Linked DNA regions of Homo sapiens: region 1 is linked to region 2. A link is a loop called in an ENCODE intact Hi-C map of the cell type or tissue named here. Cell type or tissue: endothelial cell of umbilical vein. All regions are shown on one strand. Each heading gives the region's core, and the rest is flanking DNA. Links, peaks and the distances in the headings are about the cores only. Region 1 overlaps FRMD4A (FERM domain containing 4A). Region 2 overlaps FRMD4A (FERM domain containing 4A).

What was found. Peaks named below come from ENCODE experiments on the same cell type or tissue, not always from the same donor. Only the 100,000 strongest peaks of a DNase experiment are listed, where the experiment ranks them.
Region 1: a loop joins it to region 2, with 2.6 times the contacts of the local background. A loop is called at or near these places in 2 of 110 quality-filtered maps.

What each region holds. Positions count from the first base shown.
Region 1 is chr10:13,753,698-13,763,414 of GRCh38, forward strand. It overlaps FRMD4A (FERM domain containing 4A), which reads right to left. Exons shown (of 25, transcript NM_018027.5): 7 at 8,927-8,983; 8 at 7,950-7,972. Among named protein-coding and RNA genes, the nearest start is that of PRPF18, 170 kb to the left of the region's middle. RefSeq lists enhancers at 3,856-4,045, 4,280-5,479, 4,628-5,325, 4,777-4,916. In endothelial cell of umbilical vein, for the core only: no CTCF peak of the experiment used is centred there; DNase peaks (open chromatin) are centred at 3,704 and 4,824; H3K27ac peaks cover 1,952 bases.
Region 2 is chr10:13,656,116-13,665,832 of GRCh38, forward strand. FRMD4A (FERM domain containing 4A) reads right to left here. Exons shown (of 25, transcript NM_018027.5): 19 at 7,338-7,394; 20 at 4,201-4,438; 21 at 3,208-3,375; 22 at 521-1,407. Among named protein-coding and RNA genes, the nearest start is that of PRPF18, 74 kb to the left of the region's middle. RefSeq lists enhancers at 4,153-4,202, 4,533-4,592. In endothelial cell of umbilical vein, for the core only: a CTCF peak has its summit at 4,029 (motif pointing right); a DNase peak (open chromatin) is centred at 4,036; H3K27ac peaks cover 492 bases.

The DNA.
Region 1 (9,717 bases), core at 1,597-6,596, 97 kb after region 2:
TGCACCTGGTTAATTTTTTAAATATTTTGTAGAGATGAGGTCTCACTATGTTGCCTAGGCTCATCTTGAACTCCTGGGCTCAAGCAATCCTCCTGCCTTGGCCTCCCAAAGTGCTGGGATTATAGGCGTGAGCCACAGTGTCTGGCAGTGCCTTTATTTCTGTTGCTAATTGTTAAGTTATATAAGTAAGGATTTCTTCCTTGATTACCGAGTCTCGTTTTCTGGGGTGAAATGAAGTTTTATGAATTTCTAATTTATGTTAGGTATAAACATGTAAAATTTAAGACAAATTTAAAAATTGTTTCATAAGTCTACAATTTCAGGCAAATAATTTTCTCAAAAAGCCCAAGAAGAAACGATTAACTTTCTATATTTCTCAGTATCACCCTTTAGTTTCAGAATTTCCACTCTGAAAAACTGACACAGTACCATAGCCATGAAACGTTTTGCTGTTCACAGGTATAACTGAAAATATGATATTTTAATATGTTAAATAAATGCCTAACAAAAGAAGTAAGCTGTCATAATACAAAATTTCCTCCTTACTTGGCTTCTAAGCAATTCGCATAGAATTTGAAGAATATCATCCTGCAAAAAAAAAACTACCCTATCCCTATCCAAATACTTTTTTATGCTTTGAAAATGTGAATTACACACTTGAAAGCTCCATCAAATAGACTTTAGTGCACAAAACAAAGCTTTCTGTAACAATTTATAACTTTTCCACTTGAACATTTTGCTTCAAATTTTCACAGATTCTGTTCCTTTCAAAAGCTCTTGCTGGTGTGAAAGATTCCATCTGCTCTTCAATTACTCATGGCCCTTAAAGTCATTTTTAAATCATGGGAAAACGCCACACACAATTCTTTCGTGTGTGTGTGTGTGTGTGTGTGTGTGTGTGTGTAAAACAGTATATAAATAGTATATGAGAATTATATTAATTTCAATTCTTCCCACAAAAACTCTTCTTTGGGCTGTTAGGTGTGTTTCAAGTTTAACAGATCAACTTTTTTTTTTCTAGGATGTTTCCAACAGGGAAATTTGAAAGTTTAGGTAGATATTAAAGTTACTGTTAAGTTACATAAGTTATGTTCCCAATGTTAACTATTTCAGACATAACTGAGTATTTTTTCAGGAATTATCTAAAAGCCTCAGCAAGTCTATTTCTCGTACCATATGATCATGCCAGCTGTTTATTTTCAAGTGGTCAATTTAAAAATCGTAGGGAAATATGCCCCAAATGATCTAATAACGATTTGAAACCGAGCTAGCTAGAGCTAGAGCTAAAGCTGTGGTAGTAAAACCACTTCTGTAAGTGCAGGGAAATGATATTGGTATACTAGGAATTGTGATTTACAGACTGCTGCTTTAGATTAATCAAGTCTCCATGTTGTAGCTGGCAAGAAAATGACTTTGTCATCTTTTTAAAGATCGCAATCGATATAAACGTTTATATTACTCAAAAAAAGTCTTTTAGAAGAAAATTAGTTCTTCGTGTTCTTTTCCTGTTGATCATCTAAAGCTCTTCCTCTAGCCTGTGACTTCCCAAAAGGCACCCTCTGGCCTGGCAAAAAAGACTTACAAACCTGGAATTTTCGGATACCAGTAAGTTGAGTTCAGTTTATATTAATTCACACATGGCTCTTTATAAAGGCAGAACAGATTTCAAAGAAAGAAAGAGAAAACCAAGAAGGCACTCTTTTTGGGCCATAAAAATTTCTTTCCACACTAGTGAGCACACCATCCCATGGTTTATAGAAGATAAAATACTAAAAGGTCTTTACATTTTTGCCTCTAACCGCTCCCCTGGGCACCTAATAACATGTGGTTTGTGGAAGTTAATGGGAATTTTTCAGCACAAATAAATACTCCAACTCCTCTTCTAAAATGGAGGTGAAAATCAATTTTCCTTGTTAATGAGGGACTGCTACTATTTGTTTCCATTGATTGGGTGATGCATTGTTCTGTTTCTAAAAGCAAGCTGTTTTTCATTTTTTGTTTTAAAGAAACAGAATTAGTAACTTGCAGACTGACACCACAGGTATACACTAAGATTTCTTAGCCGACACTCACTAAGCTCTGATAAGCTGATATTCTCTCACTTGGACTGGCATTTCATCTTGTAGAGATGTCATGTAAACTGGCCCCCAAGTATTCAATCAAAACCTGAGTTCTTTTCCTTTGGTGGCTATGTTTATTTGGAATGGTGAGCCTGTAGACACAGGGTCCCTTCCATCGCCTCTTAAGCATGTGATGGGTTCTGCTGAACAGAGCCAGGTAGGCAAAACGTGGACCAAGAATCTTTACACGGAATTTCCTTACTATCTGTCTTTTCCAGGTGCTGTTTGCTTTCTGGTCTTAATAAATCTCATGCTGGGAGAATCCTGTTTTAGTGATTAGCATCAGTATATCCAGTCCTCGGAAACAAAAATATTTCCAGGTCCCAGAAGAGGGTCCAGAGTAACACAGCTTTACTGATCTGGTTTCAATAAATCTTGTTAACAAAAAATTCTATAGAACAGATGTTTTTTACTTGTCTCTGTTAATGTATGGACGATTCTTTATTTCAAAGGTAGTGTGATTTTGGCATTTGTGATTTGCATTGTTTAGCGCAAAGCATTTTAAAAGTACTTCAATATTGCAAAATGCTAAACGTTATTTTTTATTTTATTTTTTGAGACAGGGTCTCGCTCTATTACTCAGGCTGGAGTGCAGTGGTGCAATCTCGGCTCACTGCAGCGGCAGCCTCTGCCTCCTGGGATCAAGCAATCCTCCCACCTCAGCCTCCCAAGTAGCTGGGACTACAGGCACACGCCACCATGCCCGACTAATTGTTTTTGTATTTTTAGTGGAGACGGGGTTTTGTCACGTTGCCCTGGCTGGTCTCGAACTCCTGGCCTCAAGCAATCCATCCGCCTCGGCCTCCCAAAGTGCTGGGATTAAAGACGTGAGCCACCATGCTTTGCTTAAAGTTATTATTTTAAGAAAATTTGCGGCACATTTTTAGAAAGATCAGAAGGGCTGGCAGAGGTGAAGTGATTCTCAAAATCAGGGTAAGGAGATTGGCTGATAAGGTTTTCAGTTAAGGTCCCTTATAGACAAAAACCAAAAAATCAAGTTTTTGTATGTGATATCTCCCTCAGTACAGTGTTGCAATGAGACTTCTGTTAAATTAAATTAGAATATAACTAGAAAATTGGACGTCCTATCAGTCGATTAAATGAGGTATTCTCTGCACTGAACTTTTTAAGGAAGAGAACATTAGTTTTTCTATCATAACCCAAGAGTTTTTAAAAAAGCTTTGAAACAGAAAACATCAGTGCTCCATTCTCAAAACCCTGCACTGTTTACGATGAATAAAGTATGTAAGAATCATAGATAATGTCTGTTAGTTAGTTGGCCAATGGTCAACAGCGATTATCGAAAGACAATTTTTTGTTTTTAAACTGCATCGGTTCTTGTCTTCCAAATATTTGGCCCACAGCTGCCTTTGTTAACAGCTTGGAGGCTACTGAATTGTTTTTAAAGAGAAATGCCAACTCTACTGACTTCCTGATTGTCGACAGACATGAGGTTTTTTGTTTTACATGTATATACATCAGGAAATGAAATGAGATTACTACATGCTGTGCTAAGGAAAACAATAAAAGTGAAAAAATGTTATTTTTAGATAAGACTATTTCCTAAACCTTTAGAAGTATCGTACAAATTTGTCCTCCATTTGGTAGAATATGAACATGTGTGGTCTGTATCTCTTCTATGGCAGGCGATACTAATCATCTATCTAGATAACAGTCATTTTCTCTCAGCACGCTAAACCTGACATTTCAGTGTAAAGTCCAATAAGACAAGGAAGTGAGCTATTTTGTTAGTGGGAAAGAAAAGACAGTTATGTAAGAATAAGCCTTCAGGCATCTGCTGAGCAAAACAGAGAGCCCAAAAGAAGAAACGGAAGAGCAAGTGAGTTTCATGAGAAAGAGTAGCTACGGTTCACAGTTGTCTTTATATAGTTCTCTTTCCATTAAGGTGTATCAGCACTTTTGACTTCGTCTTTTTTTTATTTGAGAGGGAGTTTTGCTCTTGTCACCCAGGCTGGAGTGTAATGGCACGATCTCAGCTCACTGCAACCTCCGCCTACCAGGTTCAAGCAATTCTCCTGCCTCAGCCTCCCGAGTATCTGGGATTACAGGCGCACACCACCACACCTGGCTAATTTTTGTATTTTTAGTAGAGACAGGGTTTCACCATGTTGGCCAGGCTGGTCTTGAACTCTCGACCTTAGGTGATTCACCTGCCTTGGCCTCCCAAAGTGCTGGGATTACAGGCATGAGCCACCACACCCAGCCCTTGACTTCTCTTTTGTAAAAGCAATCCCCTTTTCTCTTGTACCTCAAGGAAACTGCTCCCATAATTTATGAATTAATACTCATTCCACATAAATGTAATTTGGATATAGTCCCTGAAATGTAAATATCTAGGATAATAGTATCCTGAAGAAAATAGCCTTTTGGGAAGTTTTAGATTCAGGACCTTTCAGGCTATGAAAGAGTTACTTTATCTTTTGTGTGTGGCCATTCATTTAAAAGGTTATTGGATCCTCTGGATTTTAGAAGATCTTTGAGTTCAGCCCTAGACCCTGTGTTATATCTAGAAAAGCCTTTTCTAGGGTTCTGTGTGTTCTAAGCTGGTATTTTATTAATGTGGTTCAGGAAAACATATCTACAGTATGGAAGTCAAAGCCATTCCTTTAAATAAAACTGAGGTTATATAGTCATGCATTTAATAATAGTGATAGATGCAGGAGGCATGCAGATGCAGATAAGGAAACCTGCACAGGGTCTTGCCCGGGCGTGCCTGCAAGGGACTGGGGCCCACATGTGCACTAGGAGAAGGGGGTGGAGCCACCAAGAATTCATGCCTTATGCAGGGGAGGAGACTGATATTCAATCTGTGAGGTGGGAGCCTGTTGGCAGGACCCTCTCTTTTTTTGCTGAGAGCCTTCTTTTCGCTTAATAATCCACTCTCCTCTCCCTTCAGTGTGTCCATGTGCCTATTTTTTCCTGGTCGTGAGACAAGAAGCTGGATTTTAGTTGAACTAAGGAGCAAAAAATCCTGCATCAATAGCAAAAACAACTTTCTATAATAAATCATAAATAAATTTATTTATATAAATTACATAAGTTATGAGAATGGGACATCTAAAATACCTAATGTTTAGCCACTGAACCGAATGTGGTCAATTTCGACGTGTTGGGTATCTTCCCAGAAGCAGATGGGAAGGAATTTGGAATTACTTCTATTACTCCACAATTTTAGGCCACTCAAGTGTACTAGTTTCTCTGGACCTCTGAAGATGGCTTTACTAGCATGGGCCTGCTACAGAAAAAGGGTGTTTATCAGAGACTCCCATGTAACAAATCACCCCCACCGTCCATGGTGTAGGTTTTAGGCTGTGAGATAAACTGACCTTTTGGATAAGGTGTCTGACCTCTCCCCTCTCCTGACAGTGATTTCTCTTCCCAGACAGCTGCGCTTACAAACAAACTGCTAGGTAGCAGTAGCACTTTGACAAATGGAGCACAACCCGGATCCTTTGTTTCTTTGAATTCAGCCAACAAGCTGGCATTCCAGAAGCTCATTAGGGGGCCATGAATTACTGTGGAGGCCAAGCCTGCACTTCCTTCTCCCTGGCAATCCATGTGGCCACACGTTCCCATGATCCGTGGGGCCAGATCATGCTATTCCCAGTTCACATTCCATCCCGTCAGGGTACTCTCAAAATAAATAATATTTACAGCAGAGTTCAGAGCTGGCGAAAGAAATGTGGAGGGAAAAATGTGAGTAAGTAGACTAGACACTGGAATCCATTGGATTTGTGGTTTTTAAATCATTTTTTCATGGGACTTCAGAAATCTTTGTAAGTAGATATGGACTGGCACTTATCAAAACCCCAAATTCCAAGGCCAAATTAATGTCATAAAAAAGTGACAAATAAAAATTGTAACAAGATTTAGTTTCTGTAACCTGAAAACATTATGTTTAGCAAATTCGGTAAATGGTTACTGGCCACCTACAAAGTTCAAGGTCTCCAGCCAAAGCTACTTACAGTCATTATCTATTTAAAAATTTGACTACCACTGCTTTATACCAAAAACTTGGAGAACTTAAATAAAAGGGGCCTGGAGGTCTCTTTATGCAAATATTCAAACAGAGCTGAAGAGATGGCATTTGAGATCAGAGTCAGCAACTACAACCCCCTAGACAAATCCAGTCCTCTGCTTGTTTATGTATTACCCATGAACTAAGGATGGCTTTTACACTTTTAACTGATTGGAAAAAGAAACCAAAAGAAGAAGAATATTTTGTGATACATGAACATTTATATGAAATTCATATTTCTGTATCCATAAATAAAGTTTTATTGGAACACAATCAGGCTCATCCATTTACTTATCCTATGGGGCTGCTTTTGCACTTAGGAAGAGTTGTGTAATTGAAACAGAGATCGTACTGCGTGCAAAACTCAAGATACTGACAATCTGGCCCTCAACAAAAAAAGCTCGCCGATCCTTGTTTTAGACTGTAAAATAATTTTTTGCTTTTGCTGAGATGTCTGACTGAGAACAGTCAACATAGTGAGAGCTCATCTCTACAAAAAATAAAATAAAATAATTAGCCCGGTGCAGTGACTCATGCCTGTAGTCCCAGCAACTTGGGAGGCTGAGGCAGGAGGATCACTTGAGCCCAGGAGCTGGAGGTTACAGTGAGACATGACTGCACCACTGCACTCCAGCCTGGGTAACAGAAGGAGACCTTGTCTCTGAAAAAAATTAAAAAATAATAATAATAAAAAAGCAAGCATGAGAAGTGTACATGGAGAGCAAGGAGAAAGCAGTTGAGACCTGAAAAACCAGTGACAAAGACAGCCAACTACAGGTGGCCACCAACAGAAGTAGTTTTTGCTGCATTTACAGATAAAATCCCTCAAAGCATGGGGAAACAGACAGGTTCTTAGATGGAGCAGAGGTACGATCTGTGTTTCTTTTTAATACCAATTTGCTAATTTCCTGTTAATGGGCCAGAACCTTACGCCTTGATGCTTTCCTTTCCTGTTCATGTGGTTCACTCTTTTTGCCTCTAAACCTTGATTCTCCAGAATGGGCTACCCTGGCCTTTTTTTTTTTTTTCAGAGGAGCTTGATCAAACAGAATCCCAGGAATAACGACTATCTTTGAGCAGATAGTCCTGCTAGTGGTTGGCTACACCCTCTGCTCTGTGCAGGGTCTGGTGATGATCACAAGAGATTTCAGGGCGATTTCAGGGCAATTTCAGCCATACTGATCAACATATGGTGATGAATGAAATAAATGACAAGTTTGCAGTTTTACAGGGTTATTAACAACATTCACAGATTCCCAGTAGTTGTCTGTTTATGTTTTCTCCAACACAATATCCTAAGACAGAAGGAAAGCAGAGGTGGGGTATTTTTATGTTGTAACATTTTCACGAATGAAATTTCCCTGTAAGAAAGTATTTTGTCCCTTGAGGGGCAGGGACTACATTGAGAGAAAAAAAGATGTCCACCTACTTGTCAGGACTGACAGGTTATCTGCAATCATATTTACACCACAGTGGTGATTCCAGCCTCTACGAGACATTTGAGCAGCCTGTCCAACCTCAGGACAATGGGCATGTGTGACGCTGGGCCTAATGTCAGCTTTCCAGTAATCTCCGGGCTTTGCATGTAGTGGAGAATATCTCCCTTGCTATTACTATATTTTCTCCACCTGATCTATCTGTTTCAGTGGACAAGTTGAGAGTTAGATCTCATCATTAACATATAACATGAATAAATTGTCCACCTAAAAAGGACATCCTGATTAGTTTCTTTTAATAGAGAAGCAAGGGCTTACATTTTAAACAACACAACAACAAAATTGTAAACTTACCTAGAAAAATCTCCCTTTGCCTCCTGTAGAAGAAAAAATTCAACATCAGCGAAATACACTAAGCCAATGTTAGAGACTCTAAAGTACATTCTATAATCATGAGAGTTTCTCTACTGAATGAGATGAGTTCAGCTTCCTGCAGTTATCATCCTATTTGCTGCAGGAATACAATTAAAACTGAATGCACACCTTTGCCATTTGAATATGAAATATGAAACTAAACTCTAGAAACTTATATACAAAGTAAGTGATTCATAATGACAAAATGCACATCTCCACCTCTAAGCCTGGGTCTGACATGTTCTAGATTAAAGATTCTAAATATGAACATGTATCTGGATAGAACTGTCGATTTCTAGGGTCAGTTTTTGTTTTGGTTTGTATTTTATGCTAGTTCCCAATTATACTGAAGACTCTGGAGGTAGGGACCAGAGAAACTTTAGTGAATCCAGTATAATGCCCTGAACATAGTAGTTGCTCAGTAAATACTTATTGAAGGAATAAAGAAATGATATCATTTTAACTCATCTTGCCACTATTAAGCTAATATTCTATAACATCTTTTTTTACGTTTTATTTTTGCATAACCTAAAGGGCTTTACCTTGTCTTTCTAGGGGGCAGAACATGATTTTTTGGCCACTAACTCTAGCTATTCACTTGGCTTTCTCCAGGGTGGAGGTACCAAACCCAAAGAAAATGGGGTCAGTAAATGATCTCAGTTTCTCCCAGGCTCAGGTTAAACACACAACTTCGCTTTACAGGGATTTTCTGTCTTAACATTTTGAAATACTACAAGCCCCTGTTTATTGCTATGGTTTCCGTCAGTGTCTCTAATAGCTCTATGCAGCTTGTGGCTAAAAAAAGGTAAGACGACAAATAGTGAGTAGATACAGCTACTGGCTATGCCTGGTAAGTCTTACTTCCTTTCTTCTGTGTATGGCCGTGGGACATAAAGAGGAGGAGAAAAACAACTTACCTGTAAAATATAGGAAGCTAATTCAAACACCACTTCGCTGTCAACGTCAATAAGCTCCTGAAAGGAAAAAGCAACAAACGAAGACAAGTTTGGTATTTAACCACCATTTTTTTCTTTTATTTTAAATGACAGCTCTTCTTCGGGAGGATTACTTGAGCCCTGGAGTTTGAGACCAGCCTGGGCAACATAATGAGATGCTGCCTCTACAGAAAATTTAAAAATTAGCTGGGCAGGGTGGTGCACGTCTGTAGACGCAGCTGTTTTGGAGGCTGAGGTGGGAGGTTGAGGTTGTAGCGAGCTGTGATAGTACCACCGCACTCCAGCCTGGGTAATGGGGTGAGTGAGACCCTGGCTCAAAACAAACAAACAAACAAACAAAAAGCCTTATTTTCTGAGGAATTGCTCAGAATCCCCAATATTCATAGAACATCTTGAGTCTCTGAGACCACACCCTGAATTATTCAGTCCTAAACACTCCCAACATCGTTTTTACTGCTCTTAGCTGGGATGGACTAGGGGACCTGGGCCTACCCGACTATCTCAAGGGCCTCACCTTTAAATCTTTAGAGAAATTAAGAGGCAGACTAGGCCCCAGCATTTTACAAACCTGTTTGTTAATGTTATTAATCACTGGAATAGGGATGCTTGACAACAAAATGCATTTTCTTTAAAAACTAAACTTCAGAACTTTCTTTCTATAAAGAAAGGCTTTCTTGAAAGGCTGTTTTTTGAAAGGAATGTTACAGTGGGATTGTAACTCCTTAAAATTAAATAAAATGTAAAAATATAGT
Region 2 (9,717 bases), core at 1,824-6,823:
AGCCAGGAATTCTGTCAAACGCACAGCTCTGGCACTGTTTATTAGCCAGTCTGCCCCCATCTGGGGAGACACTGGCCAAATCTCTAGGCTTGACCCAAGCCCATCCCCAACCCAGCTTCCTTTGCAAGCTACAGCTGTGGGCTTTCACTGGGATACTCTCCTCACTAGGGTAAAAGACACCTTTGGTTGGATAAACCCAGAGACATTACTTTTACTTTACCTAACTAACTTTCTTAGATTTCTGTCTTTACAAGGAGAAATGGGAGAGCTGGCCCAGTGCACTCTGGAGGGTCAGGTGCACGGTTATGGTGCAAGATTAGGGTTAGAACGGGGCGGGGTCAACAAAGGCCTGGAAGACCTCAAGTCTCCCGCATCTAACAGCAGCGTTCCCAGAATTAATTAATGATTCCCGTTCCTCACTGCACCCAGTCCTAAGGGTACCTTCCCCGCGGTAGCCCTTGACACCGGCAAGCAGTTCGCCCTCAGGTCTTCCCGCGTGCACCTGGCCGCCCCCTCTCACCTGACGTGGCCTTGCACATCTGGGGCATCCTGGTGACCCTGCTGTGCGCCACGAAGGTGCTCTGGGAGGAGGTGCTGTACTGCGAGCCGCTGTCCGAGGAGGTGGAGCTGGTGTGCGACAGGCGGCTGTGCTCCTTGTGCGAGGCGGTGGAACGCTGGTACCACTGGCGCAGCTCGTCTGAGACGGCGGCACGGCCCGCGCCCTTGTCGTGGGCGCCCTCGCGGCCCAGCGACGGAGTCCGCAGGATCTGCGATCGCGACGGCGTCAGGCGGCCCGTGTCGCCCTCGTCGCCGCCGCCGCCGCGCCAGCTCTCCTTGAACAGGCCGCCCGCCGTGTAGGAGTTGGACGTCTTGAACTGAGCCTTGACGCTGTAGTGGCCCTCCTGGTCGCTCTCCAGGCTGCGCACCACCACGGGCGTGGCGCCGCCCTCGATGTACAGCGGGTACTCCTTGATGCGGTACTGCGAGCTGGGCTGGCTCTGGCTGTGCAGGTACACACCGCCCCCCGCGCCCCCCGCGCCCCCCGCACCCCCGCGCGCCGCCAGGTTGGGCATGCTGCCCGAGCTGGCTGAGCCCAGTGCGCCCGCCGCCCGCTGCCGCTGCCTCTGCCTCTGGCGCGCCTTGGACGGCGAGTCCTCGGCCAGCGTGGAGTAGTTGGCGTTCATCTGCGCCGGGTAGTAGTGCTCCGAGCTCGAGTGGCTGGTGCACGACGAGCAGTCGTCCATGGGGTCTGAGCCGTTGCTGCTACGAGTCCGCGGGGTGTAGAAGTCGGGGCTCCCGGTGTCGTTTTCCGAGCCCAGGAGCTTGCCCTGGGACTCCAGGCTGGAGCTCCGGTGCCTAAAGTGCAGTGCGAGGCTGTGCAGTCGGGTGGGGCTGATGTCCACCGACCTGCCGGGAGACGACCCGGGTTGGTCTGGGGGTGGGGAGTGGGCCCAAGGAGGGGTGCTCCGGGGAGGAGGGGGTCCTGAGGAGGGCACTGGGTGTCTGCACGCGGGCGCAGGCCCCAGCCCAGCAAGCCAGAGTCTCACTCAGCAGGGCTGCCCCAGGGATCCGGGAACTGCCCATTGCGGGAGGTGAACCTGGGGTCTCCACCATGATTCCCAGTGGGAAGTGGGACTGAAGCTAGGACTCACAGAAAGGTTTCGATTTCTGGGTTTTTTTTTTTTTTTAAATAATTCTATAGACACAAAGAGAATCACAGAATCCTTAGTATCATGTTAAACCAGATAGGGCTGGGCACTGTGGTCCACGCCTGTAATCCCAGTGCTTCAGGAGGCTGAAGAATTGCTTGAGCCTGGGAATTTGAGACCATCCTGTGCAACACTGTAAGACCTCATCTCTTACAAATAAATTAGAAAATTAGCTGGGTGTAGTGTTGTACACCAGGGGTCCCAGCTAGTCAGGAGGTTGAAGAGGGAGGATCACTTGAGGATGCAGTAAGCTATGATCAAACCACTGCACTCCAGCCTGGGCAACAGGGCAAGACCCTGTCTCTCTTAAAAAAAAAAAAAAAAAAAAAAAAAGAAAACACAAACCAGATGAAATGTCCCTATTTACAGATCAGATAAAAGCAGTCCTACAGAGGCCCTTCATATTGTTTAACCAAATACTATTACATGATCCATATAAATAGACTCCCCTTTCCTGTGAAAACTGGGAAATAGAAGGTTGGTGGCAAATGAGATAATTAAACAATGAATGATGCAAATACTCACCATACCATTACTTTATAATTCATTCTGCTCGTTTGAGTCCACTCAGGGCTTAGGGAAGTGCAAAACAGTATCACATGGCAGATGATGTTGCCCGATGCTGGGACTGCATGTGAACTTCACAGCGGCCCCACGGGCCAAGCACAGGAAGAGGCGAGTCCCACTTCCGACTGCCACTCAGAAGGGGGATGAAAGCCCCCATCACGTGGCCCTCCGTGATCTGGTTTGCTTCTTTTTAGAAAAAGAAGGTGTGGCTAGGAGCGGTGGCTCACGTCTCTAATCCCAGCACTTTGGGAGGCCAAGGTGGGTGGATCACCTGAGGTCAGGAGTTCCAGACCAGCCTGGCCAACATGGTGAAACCCCGTCTCTACTAAAAAATACAAAAATTAGCCAGGCGTGGTGGTAGGTGCCTGTAATCCCACCTACTTGGGAGGCTGAGGCAGGAGAATCGCTTGAACACGGGAGGCAGAGGTTGCAGCGAGCCAAGATCGCGCCACTGTACTCCAGCCTGGGTGACAGAGCAAGACTCCATCTCAAAAAAAAAAAAAAAAAAAGAAACAGAAGGTGTGATTCACTGAAGCCTCATTTTTGCCTGGCTCTTTTGCTCTTTATGAATTTACATTTTGAGGCACTAAAGGAAGTCCAGTATAAATTTAGGCCTCAGTAGAAAGATAGAAGACCTCTTCCCATGCTAACCCAGCCAGCCTCTGTGGCCTCTGCTTTGCTTAGGAAACTTTCCATGCTCCCTGTCTCCAGAAGCCCGGGGATTCTTTGGCTGACTCCAAGTGCCCTGTGCATGGGTCTCTTGGCTAACGGGGGTTGACTGCTGCCAGCTTGGTTTTTTATTCCGCTTCATTTATCCTCCCAGGTTCAGGTCTGACTGTAGCTCATCCATTATTTGGGCCAGCTTGGGGCTGACAATGCCCAATTTTAAAAAGGAAGGCTTGGTCTGAGCAGGAAGGCCAGGCAGACTCACCTCGTGGAATGGACGTAGTGGGGACTCCGGACCCGCAGGTCTGGCGTGGACGGCATGCTGGACTGGGAGTTCCAGTGCGGGAGGCCGCGGATGGGGCTGTTCTGCAAGGAGTTGCTTCCTCCGCCGGCTTCCGCACAGCTTCCTGTGCTGGGGAAGCGCTTGTGGCTGCTGCAAAGCCAAGGATGCCACGTGGTCACCGCCAGACAGACAGCACCTTTCCTGGGGGGCTGGCTAGTTCAGGACAATGATCCCAGCATGTGGGGAAAGCTCGCCCGTGACTCCCACCTCGCTTGGTCAGACCTCTACTGTGGTTCTCAGCCTTTCCCCAGCAGGGGGTATGCCCTCCCCCCTCCCAACCTAGGCAATATGAGAGGAAAACCCTGGTCAGCCTTCTCTGTGTCAGGCAGTGTGACGGTCCTGCCCTTACAGTTTTTGTTTTCCAAGAAACAAATATTTACCTGTCCTGGCACCCCCCTTGGAGCTTGGTAGGGTGATTAAAGGAAATGGGAAAAACAGAGAAGCAGACCGAAAATGCCTTCCCCCCCAAAAAAAACCTCCCTACAAAGTCAGCCCGGTAATGAGCTGATAATACACAGCTTGGATTACAGCTGCTTGGCTGGAGAATTCTGCTGGATGAGGGGGTAGAGTTCTGAACCACTCTGCATTTGCTCCGAGTGGACTTTCACTTGCTATTTCAGAATAGCGCTGCCTGAGATTTCCTAATTAATTCCTCTGGAATTTAACAGCATTCAAACCATCTGCCATCACGTTGATTGTGGGCCAAAGCCCCAATTTCTCTGAGTCACAAAAATGTACCTCAACAGTGTCGGCAGCAGAGGGCGCTGTGAGCACGGCCCCGTGAAAGGCAAACCCCACGGGGAGGAACTAGGTTGATGTGGATTTTGTCACCGTGGATGCTACTTGGGACGGCCCTTTGATTCTTCCAGAGCATAGAGGGAGGCCTCATTTGGCCTCATTCACGATGCAGCTCACCTGGAATGGCTGTGAGAGGAGCGCTTCTTGACCTTCTCATAGGGTTCATCTAAAGAGGACTCACTCCACATTTTGGGCTTGATGGGTGACTTGTCATAGTCGTTGCGGTGATAGTGCATCTGTCGGAGTCCCTCCAGGGACTGGGGAGGAGGAGGCCTGTTGTGCGACGGTGGCCGAGGAGGGAGTCCCTTGTGAGGAGAATGTAGGGGGGATATTGTGCTGGTAACCTGAGAGTCTTCTGCACAAAGACAGGAAGAGAGGAACTGAGCCCCGGTCATCCTTCCCACAGGCTGAGACAGAACCCCTACACCCCTCCACCCGCACCTTGGAGCCACACAGCCAAACCCACACCTTCACCCCTGTGATGAGAAACCCTGAAACTCTTCCCCAGTTGCCAAGACAAGTCAAGACGAGTCAAACCAAACCAGGGCAAGCCAAACCTCCACTGCAGGCGGGATTGCATGGGAAGAGATGCGTCACTTTTGATTAGACACGAATGGAGTGAAGTCTGAACGTCATTAAATACCACCAACAAATGACTGCTTCACACTAAACAGCAAAATGTAGTTACTGCTGTAGTGCTAAGTTGTCTTTCAACAGATGCTAAGCATCTGATTCACTGTGGGAGGGTCTGAGTTCTGGGAGAGTTTTGTCTGTTTCATCTGCTGCTAGATCCTCAGCCGACACATAGTAGGTGCTTGATAACCATTGGTTGGAGAAGAAAAAATGAATGAGGGTCTATATGTCCATTGTAAATACCTGCTGGGTGGATCGGGTGTCTACTCTGCTTTTTTCCCCCAGAGCTGTGTTTATTCTCTTTTAATCTCTTCCTCTATATTTTAATTTTGAAACTGCCTTAACTTTTTTAAGGAGATGAGCTACAAAGATTATGTATTAATAAATGATTCCCTGCCTCCAGGAAAGAAATGATCTAACACGTCAGTGCGCTAGAGGACTTTCAGAAAAAGCAAATTCAGTGAGTCTAGGAGGTGCTGTGGGAGAGGCTGGTCTTGAAGGGGCTTGAGCAGTGGGCAGGCAAAGAGGAGGAGGAAGGAAGGGCTTGAACCAAAGTGTGGAGGCCCTGAGGGCAGGGTACCAGCTGCAGGCACATCTGGCCAGGCAGGGGCTGGTGAGGAGGGGCAGGGGGAGTAAGGGCAGAGCTCTGGCCAGCACAGCCGCCTTCTGTGTGCACCATGTGAGCCAAGAGCCCGACTGATGGGGGCCTGGAATTCCGAGTTGAGATTTTGAAAAGCCACAGGAAAACTTTGCGATGTCTTAAGCACGGATGCGTCGGAGTGAAAAATCCTGTTTTAGAACTATTCACCTGGCAGTGTTCTAAAACTAGAAAGGAAGGGAGAGAGACTAGAGAGGGGGATGAATGAGGACTTCAGGCTAGGGCAGGTCAGCATTGAGAAGAGAGAGGAGGGAACGATTCAGGCTTCACAGGGAAGGCAGACATGGGAGGTGGAGGGGAAAAAAGCACAGAAGCAAACCTTACAACCAACCAACTACCATTCACTTGCCCCTAAATCCATTTCCAGCGACTTGTTTCACAGCCTAATTCTCAGTCCCCCAGCCGTGGACACCCACTATGCACCCACTCCTCCTTTGCCCTCAAATCAGTAAAGGAAGAGTCCCCAGAAAGAGACCCTGCAGTGGGACTGTGGCAAAAGGATGTGCCGACACCTGTGAGGAAGTCCAGGGGTCTGCATCTGGAACACGGGGAAGAAGCTGGAATCACGGAATGATATCTCAAAATTACCCCGTGACATTACCTATTGCTCCAGGCACCCCTCTACTACCAAGGAATCTCTCAATTTTTCTTCCCTTTCCAGGGGAGACTGGGATACTCAGAGGCCAACCGCAGGGCTGGGATCTCTGATGCTCAAGCCCCCCATTTCCTTGTAGCCCAATGGCGTCCCCGGCTTGTAATGAAGCAGACAAATATATTCCAATCTGATTTCTAATAGCACAGCCAAGGTGACTGGGTAAATAATCCGCCAGACTTTCCTCACATCAAGAGCAATCATTATTATTATTGCAATTATCATTATTACTATGACTAGTGTGGACCTTTCATGCTTTCCATCTGAACAGCCACTTATCACTGCCTGCCTGAGGTTTCCATACAGGGCAAAAAAATTAACTGCCACTTAATATATTTCCATATAATTAATGTACCCGCCTCCCAGTACGATGGTTAAACATCCACAGGAGTATTCTCACATGGTTCTGGGTTTGGAATTCTTTCTTCCCCGACGTATGGTGGTGATGGGGGTTGGGGGAGGGATCAGTTCTGTTTTTTTAAGAATTTCCCAAGAAAATATCCTAACTGCCAGGTTTTAAGAGTTCAGTGGGAAATAATAAGACAGTTTTCCAGCCTGAGTGTGTATCTACTGGGATATCTCCCCTCTTACTTTCACTACTGTCTTGGGAAGCAACAGAGGGTGTGTTCCATTTCTTCTCACGATCCTTACACTCTCCTAGTGGGTTTCAATCTTTGATTTGTGATCTAAATCAATTTCTACCCTTTTCTTTTAGATACCATGAATACTCAAAAGGAAGCTATGCCTAGTGTGTAGATTCTCTGTCTAGCTAAACGTGGTTTTGGGCCAGGTATGGTGGCTCCTGCCTGTAATCCTCCCAGCACTTTGGGAGGCCGAGGTGGGTGGGTCGCTTGAACCCAGGAGCAACATGGCAAACCCAGTCTCTACAAAAAAATACAAAAATTGCCAGGTGTGGTGGCATGCTGTAGTCCCAGCTACTAGGGAGGCTGAGGTGGAAGAATCACTTGAGCCTAGGAGGCAGAGGTTGTAGTGAGCCGAGATCATACCACTGCACTCCAGCCTGGGCAATAGTGTGAGACCCTGTCTCAAAAAAAAAAAAAAAAGTTTTTGGCTTCTAAAAAAGTAAAGCACCACTCACTGATGAAAAGCTCTAATACACATGGGTTTATGCAGCACCTACCCACTCCCAACCAAAGAGGTGAATACTGGGAAATGAGAGAGCTTGCAGGGAGCCCAGCTGCCTTTTGGCCTGGCTCTTGCCTTTACACAAGGCAATCCCCAGACTACATAGAAATTCATCTCTGTTTACTCTGAGCTGTAGGTTTGTAAGCAGGAAATGCATAAACCTACCATCCTCAAGAACAAGGGCATCTGAGAGGGAGCTGTCTTCACTGGCAATGTTTCCATCTGAGAAGACAAAAAGCAATAGCCTATGAGTTCAGCACATTCCTTCAGCAAAGCCCTATCTGTAAAAATAGCATGTCTACTACCACCTCATACCTTTCTCTTCCTAACCAGAAACAACCCACCAGATACAATAAAAATGCTGTTGGGTGTTTCTTTTGTCAGTCCCCGTGGTGGGTCATTGGCTCAGCCTCCCCACCCCGACACTGCCATGTGCCCATGTGCCCTAGCCTTTGTGTGTTTGTGCCCCGGTTTCATAGAATACTGCAATGCAGAGTGGCTTCATACCGAATATAAAGGCTGCCCCAGCCTGATTAAACCACATCATTGTCCCTGCACAAACCCAGGGCGTGTACCAGCAAAACCAAAGGACGCAAACTGCTTTTGATTCTACAAATGCGAAACCAGGGTAGGCACTTTGCTTTGCTTCTGTGGCAATAAATGGCTTCTCAATAAACTTTGTAAGTCATTAGTAGAGAAAACAAGCGTGCTAAATACAGGCTCCATCTCTCCAAAGCTTATTTTTATAGATGCCATTCAATTAACCGGGAGAACACACCCAAAAGGGAGATGGTAAAATAATCCTCCCTGTTTCACTGCTGGGGAAACTGAGGGGTAGGAAGGGAAGAGTGGTTTGTCCGAGGTGGTTTTGCTCTCCAGCAATGTGAGCAAAGGTCCCAAGTCTTCAGATTCCAAGTTTGGTGTTTTATCTCTAAAATAATACGCTAAGGAACTAGCAAGAACCTTAATTACTCCTCTAGTTCAAGTGGGTCCTTGGATGTTTCTATAGGAAACATGTTTCTGTTGGGAACCCCTAAGTGCCTTGGAGGGGGCAGAGGGTCTCAAATGGAGTGTCAGAAAGAGGTTGGCTGAGGGAGCTTTACTAGGAGGTAGGGGAAAAGTTGTGTGGTCTTGGCCAAGGACAACAGGATGAGATAGGGAAAGATGGTCATTCCAAATTTCCTAGAGCAAAAGAATTTTAAAAAATTCTCTTTTTAACTAGAAATTCACTTTATTTATGTTGCATGATGGACTATGAGCAACCAGGAGCTCTGACTTCGGCATCTTGGAATCTTCAGCACATCACTGCTACGCTAGGATGCTCACGAGTTTAGGCTGCAAATCTGCATCTATCTATATTTATCTATCTATGTAATTGTGGTGAAATATATATAACATCACATTTACCATGTTAACATTTTTTTTTTTTTCAGAGATGAGTCTTGCTATATTGCCCAGACTGGCACGCATGGTTACTCACAGGTATAATCATAGTGGACTACAGTCTCAAACCTCTGGCTCAAGTAATCCTTCTGCCTCAGCCTCCTGAGTAGCTGGGACTATAGGTGCATGCCAACATGCCCAGCTTAACTATTTTTTTGTTTGTTTGTTTGAGATAGAGTTTCGCTCTTGTTGCCCAGGCTGGAGTGCAATGTCGCAATCTCAGCTCACTGCAACCTCTGCCTCCCAGGTTCAAGCGATTCTCCTGCCTCAGCCTCCTGAATAGCTAGGATTACAGGCATGCGCCACCACGCCTGGCTAATTTTTGTATTTTTAGTAGAAACACTTTGGTCAAGCTGGTCTTGAACTCCCGACCTCAGGTGATCCGCCCGCCTCAGCCTCCCAAAGTGCTGGGATTACAGGTGTGAGCCACCTCACCCAGCCCCAGCTTAACTATTTTTAAGTGTACAGTTCATTGGCATCAAGCACATTCCCATTGTTGCGTAACCGTCACCACCATCCATCTTCTGTTTGAATAATATTTTCATGTTTCCAGACTGAAACTCGGTATCTATCAAGCAGTAACTCCTCATTCCCCTGTCCCCTAAGCCCCCTATAGTAACCACTATTCTACTTTCTGTCTTTCTAGAGCAAAGGTATTTTAAACACACATACCTTTATGTGTGTTTAGGAGGAAAGAATGCTTGATATATATTTTCAAGAATTCACTGACTTAGACAAGAAGGATTCTAACAGTTTAGGGGACTTGATGCTTTGTGGGTGGATTTTGGGGGATTTCCTTCTAGAATTTACCAAAGGTCATCACCCAAATTCCTAACCCATGACTGGAGCTCAGGGTTCCAGATAATCAGATGGTCCAGTCTCCCCAAGCTTCAGCTCTTGGGATAGGAGGCCCCTGGCAGCATAGGGGTCAGTGGGTTGGCGGGGGCCGCTCGAAGACAGGGATCACTGCTGCTGTGTACCCCAGCCCCACCTGTCCTTCCAGACTTGAGTAGGGGTGGTCAGGTCCCTGAGAGTGTCAGAGCCTGGTCTAGCCCAGTCAACTCAGCTCAGTTCACAGTAAGGGCTGAGAAGAATGCTAGCT